2 separate regions of the Homo sapiens genome follow, and region 2 is linked to region 1. A link is an interaction called in ENCODE POLR2A ChIA-PET data of the cell type or tissue named here. Cell type or tissue: CD4-positive, alpha-beta T cell. All regions are shown on one strand. Links, peaks and the distances in the headings refer to the core of each region. The heading gives the core; the rest is flanking DNA. Region 1 holds the start of MSMP (microseminoprotein, prostate associated). Region 2 has its middle 17 kb from the start of OR2S2.

Region 1 (15,182 bases), core at 11,183-15,182:
TGTCCTCAGTGCCTAGCACAGTACATGGCATAACAGACTCAATAAAAGAATGAGCGAATGAGAAAAAAAATGAATGACAAAATCAGGGTGGGTTGAGCTCCTCAGGGTGAGGAGAGATAACAGGTGGATGCTGATGGAAACAGCATCAAGGACAACAAGACAAGAACCTGTCCTCCCAAGTCTGACAGGGCCAGGTACAGTAGATGTGTTTCAACCACATGGTTCTTTCTTCCTTGGCAATGGGTGCAGCCAGGGCTGTGACACTGGTGGTGCTGAGGCAGGTACACATGGGCACGCAGTGCCCCTGCAGCTGAGTGCACCTAGCCCCCTGCTCAGCTAGGCCGCTTGCTACCTAACTTATCTCAAATGGGCCCAATCAGTCCCTCCTGGACACAGTAAACAGGCCTGCCTCATTCCACATTCAGTCCTGCCTCAGTTTATCGAAAGTGGTGGGTGAGCTGAGGGCACCCTCTACTCACATGAAGGTCTTGTGCATCTTCACAGTTGCCTACATTGTCCCTCTTAAGCCCCCAAACCAGTTTAACGTAGTCCTATCTGATCATTTAATGTCTTTTTAGGTACTGCTCAGACTCTCCTGAATAAAAACTGCTCAGTCTCTCAGATAGCAACCCCTCTCCTGCTTATCTACCTGAGATGGATCTGGATATATCAGGGGAAGGGGACTTCATAGCAGCAGGAAAAAGTTGCAACCCTTGAGGAAGTGCTCCTCTAGCTTCTTAAGATCTCCAGGCCAATGTTCCTTTGCCCCTGTTTGCTGCTTACTCTGCTGGCAACCATGGTCCAGCTCTGTGCTAGTATAACTCCAGGGTCTCTCTCAGCCTGGAGATAGCCTGAGTGGTACCCTCTGGCAGAATAAATTGCACCATCTTCCCCTGGCACTATTTTTTCTGAGTGTGGTTGTGATACCTATTGCACCCCTCAGATGCATGCAACAGAAACCCTTCATAGTCTCTGTGCCAAGGGCTTCCCTGTTGCACATAGGGAATGCCCCACATCTTGACCTCCAGGGTCAGACATCTCCATAAAGTCTCACTGATGTCTCTTTCAAAATAACCTGTCCACGGCCAGGCACAGTGGCTCACATCTGTAATCCCAGCACTCTGGGAGGCCAAGGTGGGTGGATCGCTTGAGCTCAGGAGTTCAAGACCAGCCTGGGCATCATGGTGAAACCTCATCTCTACAAAAAACACAAAAATTAGCCAAGAGTGGTGGCACATGCTTGTGGTCCCAGCTACTTGGGAGGGTGAGGTGGGAGGATGCAGTGAGCCACTGCATCAGAGCGACAGAGCCAGACCTTGTCTTAAAGAAAAAAAAAAAAAATCTGGCCAGGCACAGTGGCTCATGCCTATAACCCCAGCAATTTGGGAGGCTGAGGCGGGCAGATCACCTGAGATCAGGAGTTGGAGACCAGTCTGGTCAACATAGCGAAACCCTGTCTCTACTAAAAATACAAAAACTTAGCTGGGTGTCATGGTGGGCGCCTGTAATCCCAGCTACTCAGGCTGAGGCACAAGAATCGCTTGAACCTGGGAGGCGGAGGCTGCAATGAGCTGAGATCGTGCCACTGCACTCCAGCCTGGGTGACAGAGTGCAAAACAACAACAACAACAAATGTCCACTTAATGTCTACATTTCTTTTCCTATTATCTAGTTCTAGTCTTACCAGGCTATGTCCAGGCTCAGCAAGAAAGAATGCCATGATGAATTTAATGATGTCTGCTATGGATAGATGATAAAGGAATCAAGCCATGAATAACGTATTTGCTGATGTAATCTTTTTCCTCAAATCCATCAATATAAATTAATCTGCCCTCTTTATTTGTATCTACTGAAATCCTACTCATCATCCAAGACTAGATCATAGAGCTCATCCTGCTCTGATTTAACCCTATTTATTATTTGGCTATTTAATATTGGTATTAGTTTATAAATGTTAATAGTAAATGGAACTTATTTTTGATACTTGAAGTGGCTTGAAGAATGGTGGTATCATTAACACATAGTATGACTCATTTTAAGGAACACATGAATGGCTAATTATAGAAGGTATCTGGTCCTCTGGCTATCAGAAAAGAGATCTAAGAGTTCTCTAAATGTAGTATTAATGAACTCTTTCGGCAAAAAAAAAAAAAAAAAAAAACCAATTTGCTTAAACCAAAGAAAAGAGCATTAAGGCTGGTCATTACACCTCAACAGTAACAGGAACATGAGATCATTTGATATGATTCTGCATGCAGTACTGCTCTATCACATGACACATTGTATTATAGTTGGCCGTATGCAGCCCCAGATTCCCTTTTCTCTGCAGATCAGTGACTCTTTTTGGAAAGAGGTTCATGCTCTATCATACAATAATATTAAGAAGATTACCAACAATCTAAAATGCTTCCTTCAACTGAGGTTTTGAGAAATCACAGAGAGGCAACAACATTTTTCTTGACTTTACTGTATATACAATGGAGGCTCATTATAATAAAAACACAATTTCACCCACTCAAATATAAACTCCAAGGGAGCAAGGACATTGTCTAGTGTTTTCATTACTGTATCTCCAGTGCCTGACTCAGAGTAGGTAATCTATATATATTTTACTACTGAACAGTTACTACTTAATCAATATTAGATGAAGATAATATAATACACAGAACAAAAGTTTAATATTTCTATTCTACAACCTGTCTTTTGAAAGAGGCAGTCATCTTTATTCCAGATTCTTCCTTTCCTACTGTGTCTTTTGTGCAGTGAGAACAAAATTAAGCATGCGATCAAAATGGATCATAGACATAAAAGACCTAAATGTAAAAGCTGAAATCATAAAACTTTTAGATATAGGAGAAAATGTAGGAAAAAAATCTTTGTGACCTGGTGTAAGGGAAGATTTCTTATGCAGGATACAAAAAACACTAGCCATACAAGAAAAAAGCAAAACATTAGACTTCACCAAAATTTAAAACTTCTGCTCCTCAAAAGACACTATAAAGAAAATAAAAAGGCAAGCCACCAATTAGGGGAAAATATTTTTAATTCATATACTCACAAAGGACTTGTATCCAGAATATATAAAGAACTCTTAAAACTCAGTAACAAGAAGCCAAACATTCCAGTTTTTTAAATGGGCAAATACTTTGAATAGATTTCACCAAATATGAGATACTGGTGACAAGAAAGCACATAAAAAGATGCTCAATGTCATTAAACATTAGGAAAATGCAAATTAAAACCACAATGAGGCAGCACTACACACCTACTAGATTTTTTTTTTTTTTTTTTTTTTTTAAGAAACTGACAATACTAAGGCCGGCACGGTGGCTCATGCCTATAATCCCAGCACTTTGGGAGGCCGAGGTGGGCAGATCACAAGGTCAGATCGAGATCATCCTGGCTAACATGGTGAAACCCCGTCTCTACTAAAAATAAAAAAATTAGCCAGGTATGGGGACGGGTACCTGTAGTCCCAGCTACTCAGGAGGCTGAGGCAGGAGAATGGCGTGAACCCAGGAGGTGGAGTTTGCAGTGAGCCGAGATCATGCCACTGCACTCCAGCCTGGGCAACAGAGCGAAACTCTGTCTCATAAAAAAAAAAAAAAAGAAAGAAAGAAGAAACTGACAATACTAAGTGCTGACAAGGATGCAAAGCAACTGGAACTCTCATATAATGCTGGTAAGTGGAAAATGGTACAGACTCTTTGGAAAACAGTATGGCACTTCTCTTTTTTAAAAATTTATCTTATTTTATGAATAAATCAGTAACTTTTTTTTTTTTTTTTGAGACAGGGTCATGCTTTGTTACCCAGGCTGGAGTGCAGAAGCAAGATCATGGCTCACTGCAACCTCCGCCTCCTACACTCAGATGATCCTACCACCTCAGCTTCCCGAGTAGCTGGGACTACAGGCCTGGGCCACCACACCCAACTAATTTTTGTATTTTTTGTAGAGATGGGGTTTCACCATGTTGTCCAAGCTGGTCTCAAACTCCTGGACTCAAGCAGTCTGCCTGCTTTGGCCTCCCAAAGTGCTGGGATTACAGGCATGAGCCACTGCACCAAACTGGCAGTCTTTTATTTATCAAGTAAAACATTCACTTACAACAGGATCTAAGATTTCACTTCTAGGCATTTATCTTAAAAAAATGCAAACATATGTCCACAAAGACTTAAATGTGAGTGTTCATAGCAGCTTCCAAAAAAGTGGAAAACAGCCCAAATATCCATCATCAGATGAATGAATAAACAAACTGCTGTATGTCCATACAATGAATTATTGCTCAGCAATAAAAATGGACTTCTTTTTTTTTTTTTTTTGAGACAGAGTCTTGCTTTGTTGTCAGGCTGGAGTGCAGTGGCGCCATCTTGGCTCATTGCAATCTGTCTCCTGAGTTCAAGAGATCCTCCTGCCTCAGCCTCCTGAGTAGCTGGGACTACTGGTGTGCACCACCACGCCTGGCTAGTTTTTGTATTTTTAGTCAAGACAGGATTTCACCATGTTGGCCAGGCTGGCCTCAAACTCCTGACCTCCCATGATCTGCCCACCTCGGCATCCCAAAGTGCTGGGATTATAGGAGTGAGCCATCGTGCCTGGCCAAACTATTAATATACATAAAAACATGAATAAATATCAAAAACAGTGTGCTGAGTTAAAGAAGCCAAATGCAGAATACATACTCTGTGACTCCATTTACATGAAACTCTACAAAACAAATCTACAGTGATAGAAACCAGATCAGTGTGGATTGCAATGAGTGAGGAGTAAATGCAAAGGGTAATAAGGAAATTTGGGGGCAGTGGTGGGGTGGTGACAGAGATGTTCTACATCTTGACTGGGAAGATGATTACACAGGTATATACATCTGCTAAAACTCACTGAATTGTACATTTTAAATGGGTACATCTTCCTGTATATAAATTATATTTCAATAAAGTTGAAAAAAGTATTTTGAAACAGTTATTTAAAAGTATTTTTTGTTATCAATAGTAGCTGGCCAACAAATCATTATAGAGATTAAGCAGCCCATTAGTAATATAAGGTTATCCTTGCTCCATTAGCCTTCTGAAACATACCGGAAGAATGAGTTCTCTGTCCAGTGGAAATGGAGGTTAATTTGTTATCCAATCCACAGGAGTTAAAGAGTGTGAATATGCACACTTCTCATCATTAGCTTAAGTCGAATTTTTAAAAATCAGACCAAGTGCTAAGAATTGAAATTAACTTTTTCCCAAAAGGATAATGCTTCAAAAGATCTCCATTGTGGGAAAACAAAACACTTCACTTCTTTTTTCTTCTTCTTCTTTTTATTTTATTTTATTTTCAAGACAGGGTCTCACTCTGTCTCCCAGGCTGAGTGTGGTGGCATGATCATGGCTCACTACAGCCTCAACCTCCTAGCCTCAAGCCGTCCTCCCACCTCAGCCTCCTGAGTAAAAAAAGGAAGTCCCTCTTCCTCCCCTCCTCTCTCTCCTTTCTCAATCTCTCTTATCAGAGTTAATGTCTGTCATCAGTCTGATGAGTTTTTTCTTTTCTCTTTTCTTTTTTTTTTTTTTTTTTTGAGATGGAGTCTCACTCTGTTGCCCAAACTGGAGTGCAGTGGCAAGATCTTGACTCACTGCAATCTCCATCTCCCAGGTTCAAGCGATTCTCCTGCCTCAGCCTCCCAAGCAGCTAGGATAACAGGCATACACCACCACACTCGGCTAATTTTTGTATTTTTAGTAGAGACAGGGTTTCGCCATGTTGGCCAGGCTGGTCTCGAACTCCTGACCTCAGGTGATCTGCCTGCCTTGGCCTCTCAAAGTGCTGGGATTACAGGCGTGAGCCATCGCGCCCAGTCTGATGTGTTTTCTTCCAGGCAATTTCTATATATCTCATTCTTGTTTTAAAAAATGCATGCATGTGAGATATAAATAGGATTGTATTATTCATATTATTATGTAACTTGCTTTTTATGGGCTGTGATTTTCTGTTTCTTTTGTATCTTCTTGTCATGCCTGATTAAAACTGTACACATGAAAATCTTGCCAAAGGTGAAGTCTAGGAATAGGGAGGGACTCCGTTAATCTCACTATTATATAGCCCATTAATTACTCATAATAGGATGGATTTAGGCTCTCATTCAGCTGAACAATGAGGATCCTAAAGAATGCTAACACAAGGTTAGCCTGAAAAGTTCTAAGAGATAGGGAGAAGGTTCTTAAACAGGGAAATCTCAGGACGAAAACAATGTTCCAAGAAGAATAAAATGGCAACAGTATATATAATATAGAACAGAATTAGACAGCAAGGAGACTAGTTAAGTGGCTAATACAGAATAGTAAATTAGAAGAAATGAGATTCTGGATTACAGTGGTGGCCAGTAGAATGGAGAGAAGCTTTCATTGAATTCTAACAAGGCAGACTTGTAGAGTGGAAGAAACAAAAGATTTGAACTAGAAGAGCTAGATTTGAATCCCAGCTCTGAAATTTACTAGCTGTGTGACCTCTGGCAAGACACTTCTTCCGTATCTCAGCTTCCCTTTCAATAAAAGGAACACCTTGAAATATCAGAGCCTTTAACTTTTTTTTTTTAACAGCAGAACTGTTTTTTTTTTTCCGTTAAAAAGAAAATCTTCAAGGAAGCCAGTACGTTTAATTTGTAAAACAAATAAAAGCAAGATTGTTCTGGTTGAAGCATAGGTAAAAGGGCTCAGAGCCCCAGCTAGCCTTCATTTCACCCTTCTCAGCCACTTCTGAGGCATCCTTCAGAAATCTCCAGAGGGCTGAGGAACAAAGTTTGAGAAATCTCTAAAGACTTTACTATCAACTCTATTATCAATTACTTGAGGGGGTAAAATTGACAGAGGTGCCTAGAAAAATAATAATGAATTTAATAGTGCCACAGAATCATATGACAGAAAAAGGGCGAATTGACTTTTCCTAAATCTGCCTGCTTCTCCTTGCAGGTTGAACCCAATTTAATGTCTAAAACCTCATCCGACCCTTGTGCAAACGGTCATCTAACCTCTATATGAACAATATGGCCAAAATTTACTGCCTAACAATTCAGTTCATTCCACTTTGGGGTCCTCAAATGAGTCAAAATTTCCTTATCAAGCCAAAATTTGTCCTCCATCACTAAATAAAAGTTCTTAATCTATCTTCTGGAACTAAACCAGTAAATCTAATTGCTCCTTCATCATGACAGTCCTTCAATTGTCTGAGGAGAGCTATCATGTCTGCCTTATTTCCTTGTATTCTCCCTTGCTCTTGCTCTGGCATGACATGAATATACCATGGAGGCAGCCTGCTCCTGTTTTGGATCAAGTTGAATTTTTTTTTTCAACAGAATCTCACACTGATCTCGGCTCACTGCAACCTCTGCCTCAGGTTCAAGTGATTCTCCTGCCTCAGCTGGGATGACAGGCATGTGCCAACATGCCTGGATAATTTTTTGTATTTTTGGTAGAGATGGGGGGTTTTACCATGTTGACCAGGCTGGTCTCAAACTCCTGACCTCAAGTGATCTGCCTGCCTCGGCCTCCCAAAGTGCTGGGATTACAGGTGTGAGCCACCACACCCAGTCAGAGTCAGTATTTTAAAGCATCTAAGTGCAAGTAGGTTTTCATTTATTTGTGGCTTTAAGGAAACTTAATTTAATCAAGCCAGATGATCCTCCTTTAAAAAATGACTAGCTTTGATAACTAAGTGTAAATAGAACCCAAATTCATTATTTGGTTGTTTTTGTTTTTTTGGGGTTTTTTGTTTGTTTGTTTGTTTGTTTGAGACAGGGTCTTGCTCTGTCACCCAAGCTGAAGTGCAGTGGCACAATCATGGCTCACTGCAGCATCGACCTCCCAGGCTCAAGTGATTCTCTCACCTGAGCCTCCCAAGTAGCCGAGACTACGGGAGTGCACCACCACACCTGGCTAATTTCTGTATTCTTTTTTGTAGAGACAGGGTTTTGTCATGTTACCCAGGCAGGTCTTGAACTCCTGGACTCAAGCACTCCATCTGCCTCATGTTCCCAAAGTGCTGGGATTACAGGCATGAGCCATGCACCTGGCCCTAAAAATATTCTTTTCTTACTGAACATTAGCTGCTTCCAGTGTACTAGAAGTAGATTGCCAAACCTTTTGGCCCAAAGCAAATTGTAAAGACATTTAGCTAGGGATGCAAAAACATCTAAGACTCAAGGTCCAGTGAAGCAGGCATAAATAACATAATAAATAAAGAGAAGCATCCTGATTCCAAAACTTGCATCTAACAACCAACTCCCAGGGAAATGTAGTTCTCATGATTACAAATTCAATTATCACCAAAATGACATGAAATATCAATGCTAGAAGGAAAGCTTCATTCATCATTCCTTATCCTACCCACCCCATAAATCTACTACCAGGTCTGTGAAATCAGGATCTGTGGCTTGGGCCTCAGTCTCTGCCAGTCTGGGTAGTTTTGGGGATGGGGAAAAGGAAGTATGGCTGAGTCCCTAAGGAGAAAGCAAGCCAGCATAATCACAGTCCATGATGCTTGTGGGAGCACTGAGCCTGTACAGTTTCCTGTGCTCCAGTTGTCTTGGTAACCTGAGGCCTCCTTATTTGTGTTGGCATCATGGGGCCAAAAGCGGAAGCAAAGCTGGAACACCAGGAAGACTTGCAGGAGAAAAAAATGTAGATAATGCAGCAGTTATGCCACAGGAGGGTCAAGCCTAGGGCAGAATTACCTGGTTGGGGGTGGGAAGGTAGTGTCTTGTAAAAATCAGATCTCTGGGTTCTACCTTCAGCGTTTCTGATTCAGTAGGTCTAGGATAAGCTCAGGAACCTGCAATTTTAAGAAGCTACCACCTACCAAGTAAGTCAAAGACCACACTTTTAAAATTCCAGCTACAAATCAGCAGTTGGGAAGAGAAAGTATAACCATTTAATCAATTTCAAAAAGCTGATATTCTAGTACAGTAATTCTATACACTGGAGTAGAGGGTATATTTTGTCTTCCAGGAACATTTGGCAGGATTTGGAGACATTTTGGTTGTCACATCTGAGATAATATCATTGGCATCTACTGAGCAGATGCTAAGCATCCTACGATGCACAGGACAGCCCCCCACAACAAAGGATTATCCTCCAAAATGTTAACAGTGTCACTGAGAAACTCTATTCATGAGGATATTCTGCTCTCCCAACAATGGCCCCCCACCCCGCCCATCAGCCCCAATCCATTGGAAATCAGTGCTACACAGTTTAGGTCACAATGCAGAGACTTATGCGAGATCCCCTGAAAAACTTTTGAGACCCCAGAAATCTTTTTTAAAATGGTGAATTTCATTAAAGAGATAGAAAAGGAGAAGATTAGAACTGACAATAAAGGAAAGTAAGTATGGGCAACAAGGGTGAACCAAAAAAGGGATCAAAGGAGGCTGAGGCGCTGAGTGACAGCAGCGGGAAATCAATGCTGCCCCTCAGTGGACGCAGCCCATTTGTAAAGAGATGATAAACCCATGAAAAATAACAGGCACAAAAAATGAAAAAAAAAAAAAAGGAAAAATGAATAAAGGAACTGTGTAGAAATAGCTTTAGGATTCATCAAGTGTAGATCTGGATGAAAAAAGGACATTAGAGATTCTTCTACAAAAGGATGCTTAAATAAAAATTCTCCAGCAAAGACGACAGGACTTCTAGAAGGAGATCAATAATTATATCAGAAAGGAAAAAAATTTTAAGTATTTACAACCCTCTACTCCTAATCACCCCCAAGATAGGTGGGTCCAGAAAAATGCACCTTGGTTTTACTGAGGAGAGATCATGAGAGGGAAGGGAAAGTGGAGAAGCAATTTCAGTTTCATAGCAAAGAATTCTTTTTTTTTTTTTTTTTTTTTTTTTTTTTTTTTGGAGACAGGGTCTCCCTCTGTCACCCAGGCTGGAGTGCAGTGCAGTGATGCAATCTCGGCTCACTGGAGCCTCAGCCTCCCAGGTTCCAGTGATTCTCCCATCCCAGCCTCCAGAGTAGCTGGGATTACAGGAACGCGCCACCACACCCAGCTAATTTTTGTATTTTTAGAGACAGGGTTTCACCATGTTGGCCAGGCTGGTCTCAAACTCCTGGTCTCAAGCAATCTGCCTGCCTCGGCCTCCCCAAATGTTGGGATTACAGGTGTGAGCCACTGTGCCCAGTCCATCATCTATTGTCTGTAATAATTTAGAAATCTGGCACCAGGATTATGAAATTCACTATACAGTGTGTGGCATAACACCAAGCTTAAATGGTCACTCAGTGGACTTCACAATAATGGCCACTTTATGCTTCTGGATGCAAAACGTTGGGAGAGTTTGAAGTGGATATGAATTTGAGAATGCGTTTTCTTGTAGGAAAAGTAATGGAAACATAAGCATCTTTTTCTAATCACAGGAAAGGTTAAGGCTTTGGTGAAAGCAAGCATAACTGAGTTTAAAAACAGTCTAGAATAAGAAAAGGGTAATAGAAGAGGAAGGAAGGCAGAAGTGGACCATGCAGAATAAACAATCAAGCCTAGCTTTTTTAAAAACCTGAGGTCTTACTAAAGAGAAAGGAGGAAAAACGGAAGATTTCAACATAAGAGTGTTAAAGGTGGAAAAGAGCCAGAAAGGACTGTGGGCTTAAAAAAAAAAAATCAGTGAAGCAGTAGTGGTGTATGTTGGCAAAGAGAAGTGTAGAGTTGAGAGGAGGGAGAGAATTTATAGTAGAGGAAGTCGGTGTGAAGTTTTCCTCTCAAGATGCCCAGCAGAGCAAAGAAGGAATGAAGGCAAAGGCCACTGGGAATAGAGTAGGGCTGGGGCTAAAACAGCACGGGAGAGTGCAACAGGGCCCAAAGTAAGACATTTTCTTTTCTTTTCTTTTTTTTTTCATTAATTGACCCAGATTTGCTTGTTTGGGACCAAAGGCAATGCAGAGTTTAGGGATCTTTATAATTTATAAAGTAATCACCTTTGGCCCAACATAACACAGATCATAAGGATCATGGCAGAATTCGTCTCTGAGACAAGTACAAAATACCATTTTAGAGTTGATTTTAGAAGAGAAGTCAGACTAATAAATTGCTGTGTTGTAGAAATACTATGGTGAATTAAACAGCTTTAACTTTTTCTATCAGCCACAGGATAAATACAGAAACTGTATAATTACATACACATCCACAGAAGATAGTAGCCTCATATGCTAAAATTGTGAGTTGTTTGTCTGTATACTGTAGTCCAAAGCTCCCATTCCAAGAAATGTTTTATTTGGTTCAAAATATAAAGGGCAGGTTAGAGGGCTACACAGAAAAAAGGCTAAAAATAAAGACAGTAAAATGAGGGAGAGGAAAAGTGGAAGTGCAGCACTACTGATCCAGAAAAACTGAGGCATCAGCCACAAAGAATTCAATCAAGTCAGTGAGGGGCAAATGGCACAAAAGCCAAACAAGAAAAAGGCTGAATACCATATTACCAATCTGAGAGCCTCACTTTTGGTTTTAAGTCAAATATTGAATTAGATTGTGCAACTTTTCTATTTTTATTTTTTTATTTTTAAAAATCCACCAAAATTACTTAAATCATTTGACAGAGTCATACAATTTTAAATGACTATAAAAATGTGCAGATCAGTGCCAAATTTTTTGGCAAAGGCTGAATGGCAGACAGTAATCCAAGACGCAGACAACCTTGCTTTTAAGCCATCCGTTACACAGAGACCAGCAGGCTCCCTTCTACCTGTGAGACCAAATAATCCCAAAATGTAACCAAATAATCATAACTCCCCCTACTCCTAAAACCTACCCTTCACCCTTCACTGTCTACGTCAGCCTCTGGACAGACCTGATGCCTGGGGTTTGGCCATTTCCGCCTTCCCACCCTGTGTTGGTCTCCCTCCTCCCTCCTCAGGTCCCTCAGTTCTCCCAGGCCTAACTTGGCGTGCTTCCTTCCTCTCTCACCCCAATCAATCCGGCTCTCCTTCCCTTTCTGGGTTACGCCACCTGCCCGACTCCCGGTTTCCCCCTCGGGGGCCCCTCCTTGCCCTGGGGTCTGCTCTCGGCCCGCCAAGTTCTCCCAGGGGATCCCTCCCCACCTGCCTCCATACAGTCAGACTGTGTTCAGTGTCCGTTTCGCGCCCGTAGCGACACCACGACAGAAGCCCACTAAGTGACCCTCTGCTCCCAGAAACCCTCCTGGCTCCTCCAGACCCTCCGGGGCTCTGGCCCGCAGCTCCCCTCTCCCTCCGGCGGCGGGGGTCGGCTGTGACTCACCAGAGGGCCAGCGGCCGGGGTTGGGGTGGGGGGGCCGGAATGCTCTCACTTCCTCTCCGCGCACCTGCCCCGAGGCTGGAGCGCCGCCCGGCCGGGCCTCCGGCGGATGTTTTCCTTGTTCCCAAGCGTGTAGTGCGCGCCAGCCGCCCCCTCCGGGACCTGCGCGCCAGCCACCGCGCCCCCAGGACCCAGCGGGCCTGGTCCTCACCACTCACCCCCTCCCCAGCAGGCACGCATGCGGGCTCGACCCACACCTCTGCACCGCCCCCCAACTTCTGGGAGAGGACTCCTGGCTCAGCCCAGCCTCTAGCTTTCCAGAAGCCCCTATATGCCTACCTCATCTTCGTTATAGGCGATGAACCTTCACTTCTGTCCCCGTTTCCGCACACGCACCAATCCCCACTGGCGATCCCTTCCCCTTCGGCATCACCCCCACCTTCATGCGCCCCAGCTCCCCACTCACATCCGCCCCCTATTGGGCTGGCTCTAGCTTGCAAGAGCAGAAGGTGGCCCAGGGCCCAGCCTTCCAGGATGTCCCCTGGACCCCCTCTCTGGGAAAGGCGGCAGAGCTACTGGCCACTGACAAGACCTTTGGGCCCTCGTGCTAGACAGGCCTTCGAATCCACCTGCTCCAGCCCAGAGAGCAGGCCCAGGCCGTGCCTCCCACACCGCAGCCGACCTCAGAGCACCCTGCCTCAACTGTGAGTTTTTTCTTGGCAATCCTCTGAAACGGAAAGGGTATCAGTCCTGACTAGGGCGAACGTGAGGTCCATTCTGCATCTCCATCCACCTTAGCTGTCTCCTTGGAAAAGGACAGCAAGGGAGTTTGAGGTGCACTGACACAGTCATTTCTGAACAGTGAAGAGATGACAGGTAGGGTGGTCCCCCTTGAAAAGTCAGCCAGAAGTAGCTGTATCTGATGCACTAGGTGGCAGGGAGTGAGTCTTGGAGTAAATGGGACTGAAAACGTAGAAAAACCAAATAAATGCCAAAGAGACTATCCCTATGGAGAATACCTAGAACATGGGTCTTTGAAGTGTGGAAAAATGAAAGAAATCCAATTTGACCAGGGCCTTTAGTGCCAAAGAGATGGCTAGCAGGAGAGTGGTGAGAAAGGAGAACTGGAGAGTTCACATGAGCGGAAATAGGAAGAAATGGATCCAAATCCAAGTGAGAAAAAGCAGGAGACTTAAAGTTAGCCTGGCAGGATGATGAGAAAAGGACATCTTGTCCTAGGGTAGAGGCGAGGGTGCAGATCTGGGGGAAGAAGGCTTATTGGGAACAGTTTCTCAAACTAGACATTCAGAAGTCAATACAAGGGCCAAAACCAAAATGTTCCTGGAGGTACCTGTTTTTGAAAGAGGTGGGAAAGGTGACATGGATTAGGGGTCTCCATCCCCCAGGCCACAGGCCAGTACCAGTCTGTGGCCTGTTAGGAAGCGGGAGCACAAAGCAGGAGGTGGGCGGCAGGCGAGTGAGCATTACCGCCTGAGCTCCTCCTCCTGGCAGATCAGCAGAGGCATTAGATTCTCACAGGAGTGCAAACCCCACTGTGAACTCCGCATGCAAGGGATCTAGATTGCACACTCCTTATGAGAATCTAATGCCTGATGATCTGAGATGAAACAGTTTCATCCCAAAATCATCTCCCCGCTGCTATCCCCCTCCATCCACTGGTGGAAAAATTGTTTTCCACAAAACCGGTCCCTGGTACCAAAAAGGTTGGGGACTGCTGACAAGGAGTATGAGTGTGAAAGGTGCAGAGGTCTATGCCAGGAGACAGCCATCCCCAATAGAAGCCCTCAGCTATGCACAAACTGCTTAATGTCATTCAAAGAAAATAATGTCGCCCATTTTGCCTCAGAGCTTTAGCCCCAATCACAGCAACTGCTATTTCCTGACGCTTACGCACCAGAGATGGTGATAAGAGCACTGCACGCATTATCTCAGTAATCCTCATAACAGCCCAATGAGTTGGCATTACTATCCCCAATTTATAGATGAGGAAACAGGCTCAGAGAGGTGAAGTAATCTGACCAGGTTACATAGCTAAGTGGAGTCAGGATCTGAATCCAAGAAGACTGTCTCTACAGCCCATGCTCTCAATAATCCATCCTGGGCTCCTCCAGAACCTGTGGGAAACTCAGAGGATGCCAAATGATAAATTCCTAAAAACCTCACTCCATTATATATGGGAGGAAAGAGAGGACACCTCTGTGAACCTGGAGTGATTCATCCCATCAGGGCACTTAGAGATGCTCCTCTTTGAAAGGGGAAAGAACCATCCCCAGATGTGGGGTGATCCCACATCTGCTGTATGTTTGAAGGTGATAAGCAATGGACAGTTCACCTCTGGAATGCCTGAGGAAAAGAGACCCTCCCCACCATCTCTGAGGGGCAGCCCTATTTCTTGGATACATTAGGGAAACCCTGCCCTAGGATCTGAGGGAAACACAGTCTCCACTCCAGGTGCCTGCTCACTCTCCTGGAGCTTCTGGCCGTCGCACCCTATTGCAGCTCCTGGGTTTGGCTGGGGCACAGGATTAACCATCCCCAGGAAATGCCTCCCTCCGGTCCAGGCAGGGATCCCAGCATACACACCCCTGGTGGTGGCAGTGGGGGAGAAAGGGGGAAGGTGGAATGCTTCCTTCTCTCCAGGTCAGGGAAGAGATCTGGGGACCACCTGGGGGCCCTCGCCCCTCCTGCCTCCTTGCTGGGGAAGTGCCCAGTCCAGTGCCCCCTCCATGGCCACCTCCCTCCCTCTAGCTGTGCCGGGGCATGAATCAGCTCTCACAGCTTGTTAAAGCTAGACCTCTTGTTTTCATGCCCTCACCTCAGGAAACAGAGTTACAACTTTTCCAGCTCTACTCAGCAGGGGGCCAGGGTCCTCACTTTATAAACATCCCCAGCCTGTGAGAGCAGAGGGCAGGGAGAT
Region 2 (15,182 bases), core at 6,061-10,060, 180 kb before region 1:
ATTTTATAAAACACCTGGCCTGTATTCCTCAAAAACATCAATATTATGAAAGACAAAGTATGGCTGAGGAACTATTCCAGATGAAAGGAATCAAAGAGAAGTGATGAAAACACGGAACGTATGATCCTGGGCTGGATACTATACTGGAAAGTGTTGCTATAACTGTATTGGCTATAACTGTGGCAACCATTGACATTTGAATGTGAACTGTAGATAAGACAATCATATTGTAGCAATGCTGAATTTCCTGAGTTTGATCATTGTAGTGGAATACAGTGAAAGAATATATGTGTTTTTATGGAATACACATGACATACACAACCTACCTTGAAATCATTCAGGAAAACTATGTATACACACACACACACACACACACACACACACACACACACAGAATGATAAAGCAAAGCAAATGTAGTAAAATGTTAACAAGTTGATAGACTGCATATGGGTTTTTTTTAATATGATTATTGCAACTTTTCTTTAAGTTTGAAATTCTTTCAAAGAAAATAAATGTCGAAAAGAAAGTGATGAGGAACTCCAAAAAAAATCATGGAAGGACTATTTAAATATCAGCAATTCAAATAAACATGAAAAAGTTCAACATCACTAACAACCCAAGTGGTGCAAAATGGTACGTTAAAAATCGAATCCCATTAACCTACTACAGAAAAGGATAATATAATATCCATTTTTGGTCATGGATCAGTGACACAGGAGCCCTTGTCCCTGCTAGTAATTGGACACTGTTTTTGAAAAACAATTTCAGACTTTAAAATGCTCTTATAAGGCCAAGTATGGTGGCTCACACCTGTAATCCCAATGCTTTATAAGGAGATCAAGGTGGGAGGATCATTTGAAGCCAGTAGTTGGAGACCAGCCTGGGCAATATAGCAAGATGCCATCTCTTTACAAAAAAAATTTTTTTTAGGGCCAGGTGCAGTGGTTCATGCCTGTAATCCCAGCACTTTGGGAGGCTGAGGCAGGCAGGTCACTGGAGCCCAGGAGTTTGAGACAGTCTGGACAACATGGAGAAACCCTGTCTCTACAAAAAAAAAAAAAAATTAGCCAGATGTGATGGCAAGCACCTTTAGTCCCAGCTATTCAAGGACCTGAAGTGGGAGGATCACTTGAGCTCAGGAGTTTGAGGCTGCAGTGAGCCATGATCATGTCACTGCATTCCAGCCTGGGTGACAGAGCGAGACTCTGTCTCATGAATAAACAAATAAAATATTCTTTTCCTTCTTCTTTTTGAGACAGGGTCTTGCTCTGTTGCCCAGGCTGGAGTCCAGTGGTATGTTAATGGCCCACGGCAGCTTTGACCTCCTGTGCTCAAGCAATCCTCCCACCTCAGCCTTTGGAGTAGCTGTGACTACAGGTGCACACCGCCACGCCTGGCTAATAAAATGCTCTTATACTTAGACCTCATAATGGAATTCTTAAAAATTTATCCTAAAGAAAAAAAAAATCAGAGATAGAGATAGAGATTTTATGGCTGGGTGCGGTGGCCCACGCCTCTAATCCCAGCACTTTGGGAGGTTGAGGCGGGCGGATCACGAGGTCAGGAGATTGAGACCATCCTGGCTAACACGGTGAAACCCCGTCTTTACTAAAAAATACAAAAAAAATAGCTAGGCATGGTGGCAGGCGCCTGTAGTCTCAGTTACTCGGGAGGCTGAGGCAGGAGAATGGCGTGAACCCGGGAGGTGGAGCTTGCTGTGAGCCGAGATCGCATCACTGCACTCCAGCCTGGGCGACAGGGCGAGACTCCGTCTCAAAAAAAAAAAAAAAAAAAGAAAAAGAAAAGAAAAATCTCTATGATGTAATTTACCAAGGAGAAAAACAGCATCATCTAAATGTCCCAAAATAGCATAATGGTTAAGTAGATGATAGTATACTTATACATGAAAAAAGCCAGTTTTTCATACAGACCCTCACCAAGAAGAAAATATAATAAGGAAAAAAATGTTCCTCTATATTAGCAACAAAATGGAGGGAAAATGCCCTAGAATAAAGTTAAGAATCCACGGTATGTACATAAATAAGAACATAATACTCTATTGGAATAACTCAAAGAAATATTTTAATAAATTTAAAGATAAATTTGGATAAGAAATCTCAAGGCTGGGTGTGGTGGCTCATACCTGTAATCCCAGCACTTCGGGAGGCTAAGGTGCACAGATCACTTGAGGCCAGGAGTTTGAGACCAGCCTGGACAAGATGATGAAACCCTGTCTCTACCAAAATTACAAAAATTAGCCAGGTGTGGTGGCACGTGCTCATAATCCCAGCTACTCGGGAGGCTGAGGCAGGAGAATTGCTTGGACCTGGGAGGCGGAAGTTGCAGTGAGCTGAGATCACCATCTGGGCAACAGAGCAAGACTCTGTCTCCAGAAAGACAAAACAAAACAAAACAAAACAAAAGAAAAAGAAAGAAAGCAAGAAAAGAAATCTCAAAAATGTAAACTTTTCAAGCCTTCTAAATTAATAAATTCAATGCAACCTCAATCACTAACAAGCTAATTCCAATTCACATAAACAATTATATATAAATTAATTCATATAGAAAACTTGTCTTGGAAAATGATCAGGAGGGGAAAACTAGTCCCACTAGATATCAACATGTATAAAAGTTACAGTGATAAAAAGTTTGGTACTGGTAAAGAATAAATAGATCAATCGTTGGTACAGAATAAAGTCTAGAACTAGACCCAAGGATATATGGCCATTTAATTTGTGATAAAGTTAATATGCTAATCGTTAATCTATTGTCCCCCCCGCTTCTGAAGTATGCCTCTATACTCAATTTGTGACATGGCTGAAACTCAAAACCCATTTCTACTTTGGCAGGTGACTCCCTGTAGACCGACCCACAGAGGGCGCAAGAGGGAGCGTGGAGGACCAGACGAGGGAAAAGATTCTTTTTTTCTCTCTCTCTTGGGAAAAGAGGGAAGAGCTTCTTGCTCCTTCCGGTTTGCTTCCTGTTCCTGTCCGCTTAGCCCCGCAGTGTTCATTGGGTGGTCCTATATCCTGGTTTCTCAACACTTTCAGAACTAGGCTCATTGTTTAGGATCTCAGTTCCAGAATGCCCTTTCTCAGACACCAAAATGAATTCCAAAGAGACCAAAGATTAAAATATAAAAAATAAAATATTATGGATTCTAGATGACAGGGGTAAGGAGGAATCTGGGAAAATGGCAGTTTGTTCTGTAACATCCATGATGCATCCCGACCCAGCCGCAGCCCAGCTGCTGTTCTCCTAAGCTAGGGAGCTGCTGAGGCTGAAAGGTGTGGGCAGTGCCAGTGGCTCGGGTGGGCACATACCAGACAGGAGTGGAACAGGAATTTTCACCTCTGTGCCAGAGGAGATCCTGGAAACAAGCCTCAAAAAGTCTTGAGGCAAGAAAAAGGAGGAATACTGTGGTATCTGGGAGTCAGTTTGAACAGGCCATGGCTACAGGGGGGCAGGGCTGTGGCTTCCATGTCAGTGTTGCCAAAAGAGCTAGAGGTCTGGGAGGAGTCTCCCTGTCCTCAAGGAGGAGCTGAGTTCTCTCTCCCCCAGCAGGGGATGTCCCAGGTGTTACCAGCCCTTCCAACTTGGGGCCTATTAAAGGATTGATAACTGGCCAGTGGCTCACACCCCTATCCCCATGGGCAGACTATGGTGTCTGCCCCTCTCTCAGGATAGCCGCTCCCTAAAGACCTCTAGCAGCTGGGAACCCAGCAGCCAGACACAAGAGCAAACAGAACCAGAGAAACATGTCTCCTAGTGTAATTGAACTGCTGGAGGAATCAGAACATGCCAAGGGCACTCAAGGAGCTCTAAGTCCAGTATACAAAAAAAAAAAAAAAAAAAAAAAGTCTCTCTGATAAGACAGCAGATTGAACACTTGCATATAGTGAAGTTAGCTAAGAAGAGAAGACACTATGCAATGCAGTTCAAGGGGAATTCGAGGGCAGACGAGGACTTTCTTTGGGGGGTGGGGGTGCAGATAAGAAAGGTTTAAAAGTGTTCAGAGAAGGAAACGCAGGGATTTGAATCCAACTCTAACTCCAAAGCCCACGCCCTTTTCTCTGGCAGCACTTTGCTAGGATCTGGTAGGGCCCAGAGACAAGTGAGAATAGAGCTTGCTCTCCTCGTATTTTAGAACAGAGACAGAGCAAGCAGGTGAAGGTCAGTTATCCCATTCTTCTCCCAGAAGGGCTTTCACTGCCCAACACAGCTCAGGTCCTCCTTTCACAAAACAAACTCTCAGATGGACTCTGGCTGGCAGAGGTATATCTCAGTCCTGTTCTTTAAGTCACTGAGTAAACAGCATTTTGGTAATTCCTACAGCAGCTTCGTAGAAGTACTAAAACTCTTCCCTACCCACACCCCATGTCCCTCAAGTCTGGCTGAAAGAAAACAGGAAAGATTTGAGGCCCTGGGGCCCTTGGCAAAAAGCCTATGTGTGGCAGAGGTTTGTCTGCAGCCTCCCTGACTTTCGCCACACCTACCTCGTAAGGACTTAACTGACTGTCTCAGGGTAAGACCCTGAAAAGAGAATTTGAGGTGTTGACTCTTTCTGACCCCCATCATCCCAATTACATACTTATCCACATAATAACAGCTCAGTGACAACTTCTTGTCATTATGGCTTTGAAAGCTTCTACTACGTCCCAGACAAGGACTCCTTTTTCTCCCCCCAGTACAACAATGTTTTTATCCAATGACATATGCTACAAGAATATTCTGACTTTCTGATTTCAGGCAAAGACACACTCACCAACTTATTACTTGACACAGCAAGTCCCAGTCAGAGAATACCATATGAAACAAATAGGAATTTGCAAGAATCCAAAACATAGGCTGCATCCCCAGCCCACCGCCATGGTCACCTACAAGCTAGTACTGATCAGATGTGGTGAGAGCACGTGGAACCTGGAGAATCACTTCAGCAGCTGGTACAATGCCAATCTAATCCTGGTAGGCCACAAGGAGGCAAAGCGCGGCAGGCAGGCTCTGCGAGATGCTGGCTATGAGTTTGACACCTGCTTCCTCTCAGTGCAGAAGAGAGCGATCGGATCCTCTGGACAGTGCTAGATGCCATTGATCAGATGCGGCTGCCAGTAGTGAGGACTTGGTGCCTCAAGGAGTGGCATTACGGGAGTCTGGCTGGCCTCAATAAAGCAGAAACTTCTGCGAAGCATGGTGAGGCCCAGGTGAAGATCTGGAGGCACTCCTGTGATGTGCCACCACCTCCGATGGAGCCCGACCATCATTTGTAGAGCAACATCAGTAAGGGTTGCAGGTATGCAGACCTCACTGAAGATCAGCTATCCTCCGGTGAGAGTCTGAAGGAAATAGTTCCTCAGATCAAGGAGGGGAAATGGGTACTGACTGCAGCCCATGGCAACAGCCTTCGGGGCATTGTCAAGCATCTGGAGGGTCTCTCTGAAGAGGCTATCATGGAGCTGAACCTGCCGACTGGTATTCCCATCGTCTATGAATTGGACAAGAACTTGAAGCCCATCAAGCCCATGCAGTTCCTGGGGGATGAAGTGACTCTGTGTAAAGCCATGGAAGCTGTGGCTGCCCAGAGCAAGGCTAAGAAGCGAAGGCCAGCAGGCATGCTACTGTCCCCCGGAACACCCTCCCTGGCCATCCCTTCCTCTGCCCCTGCCCCCTGCACATGTCACACTGACCACATCTGTAGGCATCTTATGTTGTAGCTGCAGATGGGGACCAGTGGCTCACATTTTCGTTTTAGCCATTTGTCTCCTGCACCCACTCCCTTCATACAGTCTAGTCAGAATAGCAGTTCTAGGTCACAGGTTCTCAGTCCAAGCTGAGGAAAAGATTCCCTTGTCCAAGAGAGTTGAAAGGTAGTGACTTGGGTTTTTGCCAGTGTTTTCTTTACTAAGGATTTGTGGAGAGGAACCATGCTAAGCCATGACCAATGAGGAGAAGCAAGAGCACCTATCTGGCCCCAGGAGCCAGTTCTCTGCTCTTCTGCAGTCAGGCCACTGCCTGGGGGCTCTAGTCATTCCAGTGGAAGATGAATGTAACCTGCATGATGATGTGACAAACAACATTTCCTCCCCAACCCCAGAAGAGCTGGCTCTAGAAGGTTGGGATCAATCCTGAATTTAGTTTATGTGTTACATTTACTTTTACCGAAAAAAAAAGTATAGTATATGTAAATAATACTAAACAGTAACCTTTCTGGTGTTTCTTGTAGTGATTGAAATAGTCCCACATGTGGTCATCAGAATATAAGCCATTCCTCATACCAAGATGAGATAAGCTCTGAGGGGTAGGAGTGCCTCCTGCTGTGTGTTTTAGAATCCTTCACCTGCCTTGTTTCATGGTGGTGAAATGCCTCTTCGTCCTGTCCAAGTATGTCTTTCACGGATTGATTTCTGAATCATGTTCTAGTTGCTTGGCCCTGCCACAAGGGCCTAGTGTTCATTTAAGCATAACTGTACTAAATCCTTTTTCTGCGCATGCCTGTAATCCCAGCTACTGGGGAGGCCGAGGCAGGAGAATCGTTTGAACCCAGGAGGCGGAGGTTGCAGTGAGCCAAGATTGCGCCATTGCCCTCCAGCTTGGGCAACAGGAGCGAAACTCCATCTTCCAAAAAAATAAAAAATAAAGGAGTGATGTGCAATACAATTTTTTAAAAAAGAATCCCAAACATATTGGCATGCAAGGGGGATGAAGAGATAGGTAGCATCTTCTGTGATATGTCAGTGGGCTGTGCACGTGCACTATTTTTTACATTATTTGAAGCACTCACGTACTTAGTTTTTATTTTGCCCTAAAAGTATTTTTTGTGCTATGATTTTATTTGTGGTGCCCTTTGAGTGCAAGATGATTATGAAGCCTCAAAATGTTGAAAAATTGTTGAAGAAAATAGTACAGAAAGAAGACTGCACCTGCCAAAGAATGACCTCTCCGATCTCTTCTCTACCAGCCCACTCACATCTTTCTTCCTCCCTTGAGAGTAAAATATGCTCCACTATAGTATCTTTCACATATAAATGCCTTCTACCTATGTACTTCTACCTAATAACTTTCTAATTATTGTTTCTTACATAAACTTGCTTTCATTGTTCAGTCAATAGATTTTTCTATGTGTGAATATTGAGGATATCATTGGTCAGAATGAAATGCATCATAGGTTTCCCATTAAAATAAATGGAAATATTTTTCCATCTAATGATTTATTTTCCCCTGAGCAGCAAGGTTTTTCAGGAAAGAATTGACATCTTTAAGCAAAGGATAGGTGTTTTATATGTTTTGTATATGCGATGCTCCCTACAGAGTAAAAGTGAAGTCACATTGCCCCCATGGAGCTCATGGCTACTATTTCAGGAATGAATTGAAGTGCCTGGAAAACTTAAGTCCCTGGGATGACTAGACATGTCCCTATTCCTTGCTGCAGGTAGGAAGACAGCATTCTCAACATGTTGTATTTGTGATCAGAGGGACCAAGATTTGGCCTCTCACCACTAAGAGGAAATGACCTAGAGACCTATGGACTATGCCCCATGAAGTCAAGTTAACATAAGGGAAAAGGTGTGTATCAGCAAGGATTAGGCTTAACTGCAAATAATAGAGTCTCACAGAAGCACTGTTTAAACCAGATGGCAGTTTATTTCTCTGTCCTGTGTAGAGACTGAAGCATAGGCAATCTGGGACTGTGGTAGGAGCTCTATTCCTTCAAGTCCTCAGGGTCTCAAACTCCTTCTAGCTTACTTCTTAATCATCCCTACAGTGTGGTCCGTATTACCTCACAGTCTAAGAAGGCAGCAAGAGCTCCAGCTCCACAGCACATTCCAAGCAGTAGGATAGAAAGAGTGACAAGGAGGAAGGGATGCAAAGGCCATATACCAGCTGTCCTCTAAGAAAGGTTTCTAGAAGCTACCATACTTTAATTCTGCTTGTAACTTATTAGCCTGAACTTATTCATGTGGCCACAGAAGATGCAGTTCACTGCAGAAGATGCTGAAAAATAAAGCCTTAATTCTGGGCGGCCATGTTTCTTAGTCAGCTTGGGCTGACTATAGGCTTAAACAACAGACACTTATTTCTCACCGTTCTGGAGGCCTGGGAAGTCCAAGATCAAAGTGCCAGCTGTTTCCGTTTCTGGTGAGGGCTCTCTTCCTGGCTTGTAGATTTTGAGCTTCTTGCTGCATGCCTTTCCTGGGTGTGCAGGTGTGGGAGGAGAAAGGGAAAGCATGATCTTGATCAGAGAGAAAGAGCGCGATCAGCTCATTCTTTGCCCTTAAGTCTCACTCAGGTTCTGATGAAGTGGACAATATAATTGTAATTGGGATTATGGGTACTATTTCCTTATGCGCATCTGAAATAATAAATTATGCATTTATATGTGGACTTAGATTCTTTGGCTGTTTCCAGACAACAAGAACGTTTCATCTTTTGTGACATACTCCCAAAAGGTATGACAATAAAATCTTCACTTTTATATCTCTGAGAAGATGAGATGTTTTTACAATTGTTATCACAATTCTCTATCCTAGGAAATGGGCTTTCTAAGATCTCACTGTGTGTTGTGCTTTATCCAACATGCAGCCAGATGACCCATGGCCTTAGAGATATGGCAGTATGCTGGTTTCATCCCCTGTTCTGCAAGCTAAGCATCAACAGCTATGACATATATTTGCACATTCGTGTTTCAACTCAGGCCCCAAAGCATCATTGCAGAATTCACACATTATTAATTTCCTAAAGTCTAAACATGTAACAAATTCCAATGAGAGAAATAGTGCAGGTACCCATGGAAAGATACAGGCCGTCATGACGCAGACAGGGATGCACGACCAACACTCAATAGCTAAAGTAGCCAGAATTCTCAGAAAACCTGCATACAACTAAGAACTGCCTTTCCTCATAACTCTGTCAGCCCTTTGAGAGACAAACTGCCTCTTTGCAGCTGATCAGTGCACCCAAGGACAAACAGAGACCATCTGGAGGTTTTTTTTGTTTTGTTTTGTTTTGTTTTTTGAGATGGAGTTTCACTCTTGTTGCCCAGGCCAGAGTGCAACGGCGTGATCTCAGCTCACCGCAACCTCTATCTCCTGGGTTCGAGAGATTCTCCTGCCTCAGCCTCCCTAGCAGCTGCGATTACAGGCGCATGCCACCACACCCAGCTAATTTTGTATTTTTAGTAAAAACAGGGTTTCTCCTTGTTGGTCAGGCTGGTCTGGAACTCCTGACCTCAGGTGATCTACCCGCCTCGGCCTCCCAAAGTGCTGGGATTACAGGCATCAGCCACTGTGCCCGGCCAGGTTTTGTTTTTGTATACTCTGCCTTTACCTTTGTCCAAGGAGACGATCTATGCAATCCTTGTCTTCTCCATACACAAGTAAATCTTCAGCTGTACTCTAAATATCTGAGTTACTGTCCTCCTCATAATGTTGCTATTGTAATAGCATAAAAAACACTTTGGAACAGAATCGATTTCACCACTAGTAAAACACTTGCATTCCTTTACTTCAGCAACCTTCACAAATAGTCTTCAAAGTGCACATTATGGCTCAACTGAATCTTCTGGTAGAAAATCCCGTTATAAGAGACAGCTGGGCCTGAGGCTTCAATTAACCCCATTTCACCAAACTCACTGGGTAAGGGAGCTATAGGAACTACCAAGTGGTGGTTTTTGCTTGGATCACACAACTATCATCTGCATGAACCACTCTCATATTTTTTTTATTGCTGTGACAGTTAACCTGAACGATACAACTCCAGCAAAAACCCTGCAACACTGGGCCAGACAGCCACAGGCCCACATAATACACACGGTGGTACAAATCAACACCATCCATTTCAAAATACTGAGGATTGAGAAGAGGTTGACTCATCCCACAGGTGTTGAATGTCTGTCGTTATGGTCCACCAGCCTTACTAAGGGCTCCTATTCTATCTAGATTTACCATCCAGATTTAGTTTTAAAAGTCCCTAACCCTAAAGTACCTCATTGATCTCTCCCAAATCCTCACCGCTAAGGGAACACAAAGTTCTCACCAAAAGTTTCCAGTGACTTCACCTTCCTGGACTGTAACAGGGATACTTGGGGGGCCAACCTCTGTTTCTCTTGGATGATCGCAGGTTTTAATGTCCAAGTGACAGGCCCTGGAAAGTGCTGGGCCCTCCAAAATTCTTCTGTGGGCTGACCACACCTCGGGATTTGACCTGTGGGGCAGGGAGACACTATGTTGCAACTGTAGGTGCGAGACAACGGCCCTGGGCCTATGTGCATCTGGGCTGGGGGACCCTGGCACATGAGCACTGACAGCAACCTGCTGCTGCTTTTTACCAGAGCAGTTGACACACCTTGCTTGTGTGTTCTGTTTTTAACCATTCTGAACTGAATGAAATTTAAGAATTTTTTAATAGCCACCGTCATCCTTGTTTAAATTAGTTTTAGGAAGTAGCTTTATAGTTTTACAGGATTTTTTTTTTAGACTCAGAGGAAGTCAAGCATCAAAGCATTTTTTTTTTTTAAGACTAACAGGATTTCAGATACATAATGAGAAAGTCACTTTATTTTCTGGCTAAAATTTTCAGACAGTTTAAAGGAAAACTTTTCATTTTGTGGGTTAGTTACATTGGAAACTGAGGCTTGGGAGGTTATCAGGTCTCCAGGGTCTTTTATTTTATTTGTTTGCTTCTACACAGAGATTAGTCATAGGAAGAAACTTAATTATTATTATTTTTTTTTTTTTGAGATGGAGTCTTGCTCTGTCGCCCAGGCTGGAGTGCAGTGGTGCAATCTCGGCTCACTGCAAGCTCCGCCTCCTTGGGTTCATGCCATTCTCCTTCCTCAGCCTCCCGAGTAGCTGGGATTACAGGCATCTGCCACCATACCCAGCTAATTTTTTGTATTTTTAGTAGAGACGGGGTTTCACCGTGTTAGTCAGGATGGTCTCGATCTCCTGGCCTCGTGATCCACCCACCTCGGCCTCCCAAAGTGGAAACTTAATTTTTTAAACAATTTTTCATCTTGCTAAGATGCGTAGTCTTGTTACATTACATCTGGGGCCAAAGTAGACAGTCCAAGGCATGTAGGCTGCACTGCTCCCCAAGAAGACTTGGGTGCCCCATTCTTTCTTCCTGCTCCACCTTACCCTATAGTGTTGTCCTCATGCAAATGATTAAATCCGGCTCACCACTTCCCTTCAAACCGTCCAGCCCAAAGAAAGGGGGACAGAGAAAGAATGGATAGTTTTTCCTAAGGACTTGACTTGGAAGTTGAACGCATTGTTTTTGCAAACATCTCATTACCCAGAAGTTAGTCATATGGCCTTACCCAGATGCAAAGGATTGCAGGAGATATCATATCTGTCTGTGAGGTCATGTGCTCAGCTAAAATGTAGAGGGTTTTATTGGTGAAATGAGGAAGTGAAAAATGGATATTGAAAGATTAGTGGTCTCTGCCACAATGACATTTGTTTCATGGATGATTGGTGGATCATGGCTAGTGGTTAACTTGGTGATTGGGAGTGCTTAGGGGAAGGGGTATGATTAGTTTTGGGGGAATTGATTACTTTGGAGGATGTAATGGTTTCTAGGGGTTTAATTAGGTTTAGGGCTGTGTGTTAGTCCATTTTGCATTGCCATAAAGGAATATCTGAGACTGGGTAATCTATTTTCAAAAAGAGATTTATTTGCCTTGTGGTTCTACAGGCTGTACAAGTTTGGTACCAGCATCTGCTCAGCTTCTGGTGAGGCCTCAGGAAGTTTCCACTCATGGCAGAAGACAAAGGGGGACAGGCGTGTCACCTGGCAGGACAGGGAGTGAGAGAGAGGGGATGGAGGTGTCAGGCTCTTTAAACCAGCTCTCACGTGAACTGACACAGTGAGAACTCACTCATTACCATGGGGATGGCATGAAGCCGTTCATAAGGGATCTGCCCCTATGACCCAAACACCTCCCACTAGGCCCCACCTCCAACATTGGTGATCACATTTCAACCTGGGATTTGGAAAGGACAAAACATCCAAACCATATCAGGCTGATTAGGCTTGAGGAAGGGAAAACTGTTGAGTCTGGATTGAAAGTCATTGTATTAATAGGTAGTGAGGCTGATTACATGATTATATGAGGATTTTAATAATATATATAACTCCTGGATTAATACCAAAATACAACAGAAAGGGTTCAGATATAGTAAGTTTGGTGATTCTGAGATATGACTTTTTGCTTTGCCAAATACTAAAACTTCTATGTAGAAATTAGTTAAGTATAACCAATGAGTTTTGTTTTTTTTTTAATAAAAGTGTCCAATTCTCCTCCTTCTCCTTGTGCACTGTACTGCAGGGCCAATATTCATTCCATTTAAGGCCCATTTGGTCTCCTGGAAAGCTGGCCACAAATAGCTTTCAATAACACCTCTGGGCATACACCAAAGAAGTAAATCTGACTCTAAGTAAAATCTTGTAGCTTGCCAATATTTTCACCAGTTAGGAATTATAGGAATTCAGCCATAGAATTTGAACATAAATTGAAGTCTCCTTTTAGCCATTTTTTGTTTTTAGTAGAGACCAAGATCCCATTCATTGCCAAACGTTTTCATAGGCATGAATGCTTGTGTTTGATCCAGGAATAATAAATGATTGACTGTTACCCAGCAGCAGGGTGGGGTGGGATTCCTGGCACTTTTTTTTTTTTTAAGCAAAGGAAAAACAACTGAGCAGACATTTGCTCTTTCAACAGCGTTTTGTGAAAATGTAAATTAAAGAGACTAGTCTTTTTAAAATTATTTCCATAATCACAAATACGACTGTGGAAAGTCAAGACAATGCTGTTTTAAGTCAATATAAGTTATCTGACCTAGACGTCGCCATTAGGACTGTCAACTAACAAGGCATCTGTAGTTTGCTAACTTTTTTATCTTAATGAATTCTGAATTCAAATGTTTTCTTTTTAAATATAAATATTTGCTTTCGCTAAAGGTAAGTTGAAATTCTTGAGTGTTGACTTGAGTACGTACAGAAAAGATCAGTTTCACTGCCAGTAGCTGGGAAATCCATGGTTGGAATTCAAAAACAGCCAATGTATTATACATCATTACATTTCATTGTACACATTCCTATAATATAGAATAAAATTTAAAATTATTTTTGAATAAAACCTTGATTATAGGAATCACAAGAGAAAAGTTTGCCTCATTTAAGAAGTGCTCTAAACTAATAGCTCTCAAACATTTTGCCCTGCAGGTTAGCAAAAATGAAAAGACTAATCAGACCTAATATTGCTAAGTGTAGAAGAAAATAAGTAGAGTCATGCGTTGTTTAGACTGAGATGCATTCTGAGAAATGCGTCATTAGACGATTTCATCATTGTGGGAACATCACAGACTGGACTTGCACGAACCTAGCCTAATATATACCTAAGCTATATGGCATGGCCTATGGCTGCTAAGCTAGAAACCTGTCCAGTGTGTTACTGTACTGGACACTGTAGGCAATTGTAACACAATGGTAAGTATTTGTGTATCTAAACATAGAAAAGGTACAGTAAAAATATGGAATCATAAACTATGGACCATTGTCATATATGCAGACCACACATCATTGACCAAAACATACATACTGACCAAAATATCATTGTGCAGTGCATGACTATACACTTATACTTGGTGCTAATGTAAACTGGGCCAATTTTTAAAATATAATGCTATAATGTTAGATAGATATATAAGAAAAGTAGACTGAATAAGGAAAACTCAATCATATCCCAAGAAAGAAAACTAAGAGCCTAAAGGCCAAATAGTCCTCGGTTTTACAAGTTGAATCACCATGCATTTAATATTTTTTTAAATTTTTTATTATTTATTTATGTATTTATTTGTTTGTTTGTTTGTTTGTTTTCAGATAGAGTCTCACTCTGTCTCTCAAGCTGGAGTGCAATGGCGCGATCTCAGCTCACTGCAACCTCTGCCACGCAGGTTCAAGTGATTCTCCTGCCTCAGCCTCCCAGGTGGCTGGGATTACAGGCACTCGCCATCACGCCTGGCTAATTTTTTGTATTTTTGTAGAGATGAGGTTTCACCATGTTGGTCAGGCTGGTCTTGAACTCCTGACTTCAGGTGATCTGCCTGCCTCGGCCTCCCAAAGTGCTGGGATTACAGGCATAAGTCACCGTGCCTGGCTACCATGCATTTAATATGAACTTGCCAGATTCAGCAAATAAGAATACAGGTTGCTCAAATTTAATTTCAATTTCAGATAAACAATACTTTTTTTTTTGAGGCGGAATCTCGCTCTGTCACCCAGGCTGGAGTGCGGTGGCACGATCTTGGCTCACTGCAACCTCTGCTTCCCAGGTTCAAGTGATTCTCCTGCCTCAGCCTCCCGAGTACCTGGGACTACAGGCGCCCACCACCATGCCCAGCTAATTTTTGTAATTTTAGTAGAGACGGGGTTTCACCATATTGGCCAGGCTGATCTCAAATTCCTGACCTTGTAATCCACCCACCTCGGCCTCCCAAAGTGCTAGGATTACAAGAGTGAGCCACCGCTCCCGGCCAAACAATACTTTTTTTAGTATAAGCATGTCTATATACTTTGTGTCATAGCTATAGTTTAAAAAGTATTCATTGTTTATCTGAAATTCAGATTTTACTAAGCATCCTGTGTTTTATCTGGCAACTCTAATTTAACATAAAACAATAATGATTACAAGATAGGAAAGTTTTATCTTAGATTGTTGGTAAAATTCCTGCCCCAAATCTCTTCTTTCACATCCTTTACCCAGGGTATGATTTTCCAACTGTTGTCCTAGAAATTCCCTGGCTAATCTTGTTATTTTATCCTTATCCTTAGATCCATCTTACAATGTCCTCCAGTATCTCTTACTCATTTTTTTTCTTTCTTTTTCAGTCATAATTCTTTTCATTTTCAAGTTGCTGTTAATAGTTCCACGTACATTCAAGAGACAATCCTCTTACCCATCTCAAAACTAGGCATTACTCAATTTTCCTGGAGGAGGGTAAGAAGAAGCCAAATCCAGAACAGAGAGTACAAATAATTAACAGGCTTAATCTTTGGAGTGTCTCAACTGCAAAGGAGTAATTGTTTTCCTACCTACTCTTGTTGCTTTTACAGGTGAGCAGACAGGCTGGAACAGACAGGCAAGGAAAAGACTGTTGAAAAGATTGTTCCAAGAACATGA

The links. ChIA-PET counts read pairs that join two places held together with the same protein. Peaks named below come from ENCODE experiments on the same cell type or tissue, not always from the same donor. Only the 100,000 strongest peaks of a DNase experiment are listed, where the experiment ranks them.
Region 2: POLR2A ChIA-PET joins it to region 1 with 6 read pairs; 2 of 35 experiments call an interaction of 5 or more read pairs at or near these places.

The regions. Positions count from the first base shown.
Region 1 is chr9:35,754,263-35,769,444 of GRCh38, reverse strand. It overlaps RGP1 (RGP1 partner of RAB6A GEF complex), which reads right to left. Exons shown (of 9, transcript NM_001080496.3): 9 at 10,860-15,182. It overlaps MSMP (microseminoprotein, prostate associated), which reads left to right and starts at 15,169. Exons shown (of 3, transcript NM_001044264.3): 1 at 15,169-15,182. RefSeq lists a silencer at 12,129-12,448. In CD4-positive, alpha-beta T cell, for the core only: a CTCF peak has its summit at 12,748 (motif pointing left); DNase peaks (open chromatin) are centred at 11,904 and 12,694; H3K4me3 peaks cover 1,732 bases; H3K27ac peaks cover 1,583 bases.
Region 2 is chr9:35,933,623-35,948,804 of GRCh38, reverse strand. It overlaps the pseudogene PGAM1P2. Among named protein-coding and RNA genes, the nearest start is that of OR2S2, 17 kb to the left of the region's middle. In CD4-positive, alpha-beta T cell, for the core only: no CTCF peak of the experiment used is centred there; a DNase peak (open chromatin) is centred at 8,114; H3K4me3 peaks cover 424 bases.